Regions from separate parts of the Homo sapiens genome. Here region 2 is linked to region 1. Evidence: chromatin loops called from intact Hi-C (ENCODE). Cell type or tissue: breast epithelium. All regions are shown on one strand. Links, peaks and the distances in the headings refer to the core of each region. The heading gives the core; the rest is flanking DNA.

Region 1 (4,401 bases), core at 199-4,198:
TTATCAGAGTCCTAACCAGGAAGTAAAGCCAGAGCCTCTCTGATTGGGTTTTTACCTCCACCTACATGACAGACTTCCCTTTCAGGATGCCATGGGGTGACCTGAGGGCAGGGGAAGCTAGAACATGGGACTGAATAATTTCATCCTCTTCTTTCTCTTTCTTTTTCTTCCCATGGTTCACTGTGTCACAAGGGATTGGTTTTTTGTTTCATCTTCCTATTCTCTCTTGATGACATATTCTTCTTTAGGGAAGGAAGCCTTGTGGCCCAGCCCTTGTAGGGCGAATGGCGTATTCTTTTTGTAATATGGAGGAAAATAAGTTTTGACTCATTAGATTTGATTCTGAATTTGTGAGCAGCCAGACAACCACTAGGAATGAGGGATTGCTGAGAACAAAATTCATTGTTTTAGTTAAAAAAAAATCCCTGTTAGGATTAACTTATTTATTCTTGTGTAATTATATTGTTAAGTAAGGATTTAGATATTATCATCAATGAGAATCAGAGACACTGATATGTCCCAGATCACAGAGCTGGTATGTGCTAACTGCATTTAAATCCTAATCCTCTTAATAAGGTTTTGAACCATAAGTGTGTTTGCTCATAGAGGAGCATGTGAAAATTTGCGTATTCTGTAGCACTGTGGGTGAATAGGTTTTTTCTTCCTGTTAGACCAAGAAGAAAGGCAGAAGTTTTCTTATCCTTTTTGTGAGTCCTGAGATTGCAGACGATTACAGCTACAGACAACATTTGTTTTGTGTTGCTATGCAGACCTACTGTCATCTTTATTCTAATCCACCTGTCTGTACAGACATTCAAAGACTTTCTCTTGGTATACTAACAAATTCTCTGATACTGTCCAACTGCTTACCTAATGAATAAGATGAATACTTTGTCTTCTGCTAAGAACCACAAACTGTAATTACCTGCAGGGTAAAAGTTAAGACAAATTCTCTGGTTGTCATGCTTGCAAACAATGCTTTATTCTTTAGCATGGTGTATAAGCCTGGCTCCAACCTTCTATTAGAAATTCCTCTCACTCACCTTACTGGCAATAGTGCAGAACAAGTCTTCATTCCTCAGTCCAGCCTATGCAGCTCTCTTACAAACCTCCATGACTTGGGTGCTGGCTTTTTAGTACCATAGGGCACACTCTCTGGACCCTTCTAATATCAGGCAAAATACCACTGAACTTCCGGAGGCCAGGGACTGCTATACCTTACTGTTTTGTATTTGATATTTTGCTTTAACACAGCCAGTGTTTTGGTATTTAGCAAGAGCCTTGCATTAGATTCTTGGTGTCATAAGTAAGATCTGAGGAACAGCCACATCAGTTTCTCCTGGGAGCTTGTTAGAAATTCAGGATCTTGGCTGCCAACTAAAACCCATGGAATCAGAATCTGCTTTTCAGCAAGATCTCCTATGAACAGTGTATGCATATTAACATTTGAGAGTCACTGGGCCAGATGACTTCTCAGGACTTCTCCTCCTTGACATGCCACGGCTCCATAGACTGCCTGGATGATGGCCATGAGTAACTGTAAATATGTTTGAATATTCAATATCTTACATTCACATGGATCACAGGGACCAGGACCCTGAAGAACTTAAATGGGAGTTTTTACTGACTTTACCAGGGGATGGGACCACAAAAGGACTGAAGAGACAGGTGACAACAAACTTGTTGACCAGCTCTAAGGCAGGGAGGGTGCTGGAGGGCAGCTCTTTGGAGGAGGTAAGGAATCAGGGAAGCTCGACTTACAGGTGCTCAAACCATATAAAGGCAACTGATCTACAGCCACAAAAACTTGGGAAAAATGAGTTGCCCCATTTGTTGTCACAGGATGCATTTGGCCTCCAATTAGTTTTCCTGTATATGACTTCTCCCCTTCTCTGCCTTCTTCCCACTGTTTCCCTAGAGTTGCTTTTTGTGTGTAAGAAGCCCACAGGGGAGGGACTCTGCCATTCAGGAAGAAATGCCCAGTTCCTGGTTTCTGGCCGAGTCCTGTAGGCATCCTTCTGTGGATTTTGGAGGATTGCCCACCTGATGTCCACTGCAGGGAGGGATCTAGTTTCCTGTGAGACTATTTACATAGGAGAGCTGACCTACCAGACTTCTGGAAAGCATCATCAGGGGCATGGCCTTACTGTTGAAATAGAGATGACAAGTTCAAGTAGGCATTCCATTTCTGGGAAACTTGCTAGCTGCAGGCTACAGAGGATTTGCTAAGAAGTTAATTAAAATATACATCGTGGGTATCCTACAGGTGGCGCCTGGGTTGTGATTAGTGAGTGATTGCGAGGCAGTCAGGCAAGGTTGCTTGCTGCATTATTTTAATCGAGGTTCTTCAGCTGGGAGTGGGGAACAGGGTTGTCATTAGGAGACTAAGGGAAATGGACTTGCAGAGGCTTGGTAATGGGGGCAGTAGCTCAGATCTTATGACACATTGTCATCATAATGTAAATCTGCAAATAATACTTGTCTAGTTGGTGGCTGACTTAATTGGTAGCAGTAATTGTCATAGCAATATATTTCCAAGATTCCTTGTATTTATGTTGCAGTTGGGATTAGGTCCCCTTCTTGCAGTCTGGTTTTAATGAAAAAACTGAGAGCTAAGATCTTAGGTTCCCCAGGATTTCTCAAGTGAGTTCCTACTACAGAGTGGGATGTGGTATATTTGAGACAGATGTATTTCCTCCTGAGTTGTGTGGTCACTCACTCTAATAGGATTGATCCAGAGGGAAATTCAAGGGACTGGTTTTATATGTTATGTTTTTTGTGTGTTTCATTTTCTATTAGATAGCAGATTTAATTTTCCGAAAGTTTTTAGCGAGATCATTTGCCAATATTTGCCTTTGGCTCAATCATGATCAACTAAAATGTGGCCTAGGTGCCTTCCTTCCTCAAGGCTGTTGGTTGTGAGAGTCCTATCAGTAGAACCAAGAAACTGGACCAGCCCCTTTCCTGGTTTGAGTAAAGACTTCAATTAGAGTTATAAGTGGAATTTGGCTGTGGTCCTTGGCTATTGGGATGGTGAAATAGGAAGGTGAGGGGCCGAATCTCTGGAATCTAAGAAAATCTTTAGCAGCCTAAGGGTTCTAGGTCTCTTGCCTGTGCTTCAGAGGAGAGGGAAGGATGTTAGGTGAGGTGGAGAGTGATTCTCTCCCACTCTGTGAAAGCATCTTCCTAGTGGAGCCTTGACCACAAGGGACTCTTCGGCCCTTTTCCAGCATAATGTAGGCAGAAAGGAATTTTCCTTATGACAAGTAGGGACAGGACCTGCCCTCAAGAAATCTATGCAGGCTGTTCTTGTGTGAGTTTGTCATATATGCACCTCAAAAGTGCCATTTATCCAGTCTTAGATGGATACTCTGGAACTGTTGGCCCCGAGGAATGTGTCATGAAATGTTTTTCTGGTGCTGGGAAGCATTTTTCTGGACCCCTTCCCTCCATAATGAGAGACAAGCATCTGGGAGAGGGTTTGCAGAGTGGTGGCATCTGTGTCATGCCATCTGACCCGTGTGGGCTTAAAGTGTGATCTCTTGGCTGTTGTACTCTGACCACTGAGTGGCTGGTGGAGGTGCCAGCAGCAGGAGTAGCAAACAGTTTGTCAGCTGTTCCCGGGCAAGTTTTATCAGCATCACACTGAACAGAGTGTCCCCTATCGTTTGACCTTTCCCCAGATTATTCTGTAACTTCATATTTGATTCTTGGATGGTCTAGATTATTCTCATCAATACTTCGCTTACAGACTATTTAGACTTGTTGTAGAGCCTCTCAGAATGAATTGTACCTGAAAGTCCAAATTCTCTTTGGTCAAGGAGTATTTATTGAGCACCTACTATGGGCCAACCATTGACAAATGTATATGATACAGAGCTGAATAGAGGAGTCCCTGCCCTCAGGGAGTTAATACTGACAAGTAATGTGTCACAAGACAGGCATGACCATCACTGAGTCTCCATAGCCCCTGAATGTTTAAAAACATTTCCACATCTATTGTCTCATTTGTTGGTTCAGTAGATTAGTCGGAGAAGGCCTTGTTTTTGTCATCTCCATTTTATTGATGAGAAAAATAAAAGCTTAGGTTAAATGATTTGCCCAGAGAGGAGAGTGGCAGACCTGAGACAACACCATGTCATCTCCCAATAGCATGTCCTAGTTTACTTGATGTTGGTTTCTGTAACAGTTTACCAGTGATTAGCTTTAAACTGTCATGTCTTTAAAATGTAAATATTGTGGTCAGTGGATACCTTGAAAACTAAATGAAATTACACTAATTCCCTGAAAATAAGTGAAATAAATTGTTTTGTTTGAATAATTGTACGTCACTTTGACATAAAGTTGTTGGAAAAGCAGAGCAATATTTTAATTCATTTAAAAAGCATTTAAGGGAGTTAT
Region 2 (4,401 bases), core at 77-4,076, 840 kb after region 1:
TCAAGTCTTCTTAATTCAACCCATAATCATTAAGTACTTAACAAAGAATATTTTACAAGTGATAGTATTTCAACAATGTGTAATTAATATTTTTGATACAGTGATTTCATATTGGAATCATTATTTGTGCAAAGGGACAGACAGATCACTTAGATTGCTATACTAGTGGACATAGGCTACATGTTTGCACATTCACATTCTTATCACGTGTAGAATACTTCACAAAATAGTCAACATCTAAGGCCCTAATTTATGTTTTGAAAGATCATGTGTTCCCAAAGTATTCCCTATTGTTGGCTCCACAGCCTTAAAGTGCTATAGATTTAAATTCATTGATTAGTTTTAATTTTTAATTTTAGACTGTGTATTTCCATAAATACCCTACGTACTGGCATATTTGAAACTCTTTTTCCAGGTTAGGTCCTTTTCTTTCTCATTGAATCATCTTAAATAGTTCTTGGCCCTGAATTTAGCTGATTTAAAATTCTTAATATTCAAGAATTTATACTTATTTTTTCCTTAAAAGCCACAGGGGACAGTTAAATATCTTAAAATATCTAAAACATTTTTTAAAGCACTTAGATTGTCTTACGTATGTGCATACTATACCTTTACAGCGTTTATTGTCTTGTCTCTTGTCAGTAGACCTTCAGTACACAGTATGTGGGATATGTCAGTCAAGTTGGTCAGCACCAGCATCTGTCCAGCTGTTCAGTATATTGTGATTCATTAAAAAATCTCTTCTATCCCAGACATGGGCCAAGGTGCTGTATCTGAGGGATGTGCTGTAATTTGATTTACATGCATTAGAGCACACAGTAGAAAAACTTTAGCTTCATTAGTAATATGACACATGTATATAGTGAGATGTCTTTATTGTGTGCTTTGCATATTTTGTAAATATTTTGCACGTCATTATTTTTCTTTTTTGTTTAAGCAGTGTTTGGCCTGGAAGAGTGATATGCTTGCTGCTTAATCAAAGGATTAAAGATTTAAAGATGTCTATGTCTTCTATTTTTATATAATTTCATGTTCTATGAGGAATTTAGTACCTCTTCACTGTGAAATTCGAAATAATGATTTTTATAAAAGCAAAACTAGAAATCTTTTAATGACAATTTTCATTAATTTCAGGGTTATCATTTTTGAGAAATCTACACCAAAGTGGTTTTTTAAAATTACATAACTAAAAATAAACCACACTGTGGATACATCTTATAAAACTAATGGAAACAATGTTTTTCTATATGATTTAATTCTAGTGTAATATGGATGAGGTAAGAGTAAGTTATGATCAAACTTTTTATGTTCTTAATAAGCTTGCAATTGAGTAAAATAGAATATAAAATAAAGGTGAAATAATATAAAATTTTGTCTTAATGTAGGCCTACATTCTTTTTAGGAATAGATGTAGAGAGCAAGCCAAGAACGTGACTATCATTTTTAAGAATATTAAAAATTGCAAGTACAGTCATGCCCTTAACAACGGGGATATGGTCTGAGAAAGGTGCTGTTAGGTGATTCTTTTGTGCTGTGAATCAGATTGTACTTGTACCAACATTGGTGGCAAAGTCTACTACACACCTAGGCTATATGGTATAGCCTTTGCTCCTAGGCAACAGTCCTATGCTGTACAGTAATATACTGTACTGAATATCATAGGCAGTTATAACACAGTGGTAATATCTGTGTATCTAAACATAGAAAAGGTATAGTAAAAATACAATATTTTATATATTTATTTTTTGAGACAGGTTCTCACTCTGTCGCACAGGCTGGAGTGCAGTGGCGGGATCTTGGCTCAGCAACCTTTGCCTCCCAGGCTCAAGCAGTTCTCCTGTCTCAGCCTCCTGAGTGTCTGGGATTACAGGCGCCCGCCACCACACCTGGCTAAGTTTTGTATTTTTTAGTAGAGATGGGGTTCCACCGTGTTGGTCGGGCTGATCTTGAAGTCCTGGTCTCAGGTGATCCACCTGTCTTGGCCTCCCAAAGTGCTGGGATTACAGGTATGAGCCACTGCTTCCTGCTGATGTTATAATTTTAAAGAACATCAGTGTATTTGCAGTCACTGACCGAAATATTGTGTGGTGCATGACTGTACTTGGGTTAAAGTACCTAGTTTAGTTATTAAGTATGTTGTATTAATTTTATGTTCCCTCCTGTTATCAAAAGGTTATTTATGAACATTAATAACTGCTAACTAGTTAACACTGGGGTGTCAGGATCTCCTCAAAAAGAATAGTAATCTGACTTCGAACTCTAAGAAGAATCTATCTTTCTCTTTGTGCATGCCCAAAATAAATGACAAATACATTCTTATTAGAGGACACACAAGAAAAAAAGTGTTTTTAAATTTAGCCATTCATTATAGATTACATCGTTTATAAGAAAATAACAGAATAAATGAATACGGAAAGAACCCAAGAATCAAGTTTGAGAAACCATTCCATATTAGAAAATGCCTACAAGAAACTTTTGACATCTGATTTATGGTAGTACCTGAACTGTTTTCACCTAGGAAAGAGTAGGTCATGTGTAACTCCCCACAACTTCTTTATCATAACTGCCTTAGGGAAGGAATGTTCTGCAGCAGTATATTAGTGACAATGGAGTTTGAGAATTAAACATGACAAGGAATGCTCCTAGATGTGTGAGTTTGTGTCTAAAGGGCCATGTGGCTTTATCTGCCCTTTTTTGCTCTCCTAAGTCTATATAGCTAAGGGAGAAACAGTGAAGATCAGAAGTTAATATTGGGTTGAGATGTTTGCCAATTGTCATTACTTGGTTTAAAGTAGACAATTGTTTATTAATAAACGGAACAGTCTTTACAATGCAGTAATCTAAACTTTAGAATCCTAAAGCAGGAATCTGGGTGAGCAGGGTCTCTAAGGAAAAAATGCTGGTGATGTGAAGTGGAGAGATCTAAGAACAGTCTTCACAATGTAAATGAGGTCAAAGTTGATGTCACAGAATGCTTCATATGTTTCCTTCCCTTGGACTATTTTAAGAAAGGTGAAATTTTTATTCTGTACAATTTAATCTTATTTGTAAGGTACAGTTACCAATAACTAAGAAGATGCTGAATAATACCACAACACAAGGTATCTCTTGAGGGATCTGTCTAGTTTACTACCTGGAACAGCTTTCTTATTTGACAGGATTTGGCTTGAAGAGGCCTTTAATCCAAAGACCATTTTGTTGATATCCTGCCTCTTCATCTTTTCCAAAAGAGTTTGAAAATAATCAGAATCATTGAGGGCTTGTGGCCTATATTTGCAAAATAATTGCCCACCAACCTTTAACACAATGAGTTTTCCAACTCCACTAAGCAAGTTACTTAATCTCTGTGAGCCTCATTTTCCTCATTTGGGGAGGAATATATAAACTGGGGCATATAGTACCTGCCCAATGTATGTTAGAGGTTTTTACATGTCTACTTATACCATACCCTTCTTAATAAGGGAAATGTATTGTGACTTTTTTTTTTTTTTTTGGACAGAGTCTCGTTCTGTCACCCAGGCTGGAGTGCAATGGCGCAATCTCAGCTCATTTTTTTAAAAAAATTAAAGTGCAGTGCAAAAATGAGAGATTAATTTCAGTTCAAGATGACAGACTGGACATAGTCTTTTACTTTTCTTACCCATAATCTCCCCCTGCCAGTCTTACTGAAATGACAAGAAATAGAAAAACCAAAATAACCCTTAGCAGTGCTAGGAAGCCAGAGGAGGAGCTACCAGCAGATGGGGATACATTTATGACAAAAGCCAGCAGAATTAAGGAACCTCTAATGTGACAAAGAGCTGAAGCCAGCCTTTTGCTAACAGCCAGCAAAGAACTCAGGCCTTCAGTTCAACAACCTGCCAGGAACTGAATCCTGCCAACATCCATGTGCACTTGAAAATGGATCCTTCCCCAGTTGGGTCTTGAGATGACCAGAACCCAGCTAACAGCTTGATTGCAGCCTATGACTTGAATAACACACCTTTACCTAGTTGAAATGTGGGATCATTCTACCCAACAGCAGAATAAACATTGTTTCCATGTGCACATGAAATATTGCTCAATATCAGCACTACTGACATTTTAGGTTAGATAATTCTTTTTTGTGCATTTAGAATGTTGAACAGCATCCTCAGCCTCTACCCACCAGATACCAGTAGAACCCCCTTCCCCAGTTTGAGAATCAAAAATGTCTCCAGACATGGTCAAATGTCCCATAAGGAGCAAAATCACCTCCAGTTGAGAATCATTGCAATATATCATATTAATAAAATAAAGGAAAAAAGCCATATGATTATGTTGATAGACACAGAAAAGATATTTGACAAAATCCAACACCTATTCATGATTAAAACTTAGAAAACTAGGAATGCTTCCCCTCAGGATGGAAATCAAGGCAAG

The links. A loop is a pair of places that touch in the nucleus more often than their neighbours do. Peaks named below come from ENCODE experiments on the same cell type or tissue, not always from the same donor. Only the 100,000 strongest peaks of a DNase experiment are listed, where the experiment ranks them.
Region 2: it touches region 1 in a loop (23-fold over the local background); 1 of 110 quality-filtered maps calls a loop at or near these places.

The regions. Positions count from the first base shown.
Region 1 is chr1:210,475,453-210,479,853 of GRCh38, forward strand. The region is part of intron 8 of HHAT (hedgehog acyltransferase); the gene reads left to right. Among named protein-coding and RNA genes, the nearest start is that of HHAT, 150 kb to the left of the region's middle. In breast epithelium, for the core only: no CTCF peak of the experiment used is centred there; a DNase peak (open chromatin) is centred at 2,062; H3K27ac peaks cover 347 bases.
Region 2 is chr1:211,315,017-211,319,417 of GRCh38, forward strand. RCOR3 (REST corepressor 3) reads left to right here. Exons shown (of 12, transcript NM_001136223.3): 12 at 1-1,369. Among named protein-coding and RNA genes, the nearest start is that of TRAF5, 9.6 kb to the right of the region's middle. In breast epithelium, for the core only: no CTCF peak of the experiment used is centred there; no DNase peak of the experiment used is centred there.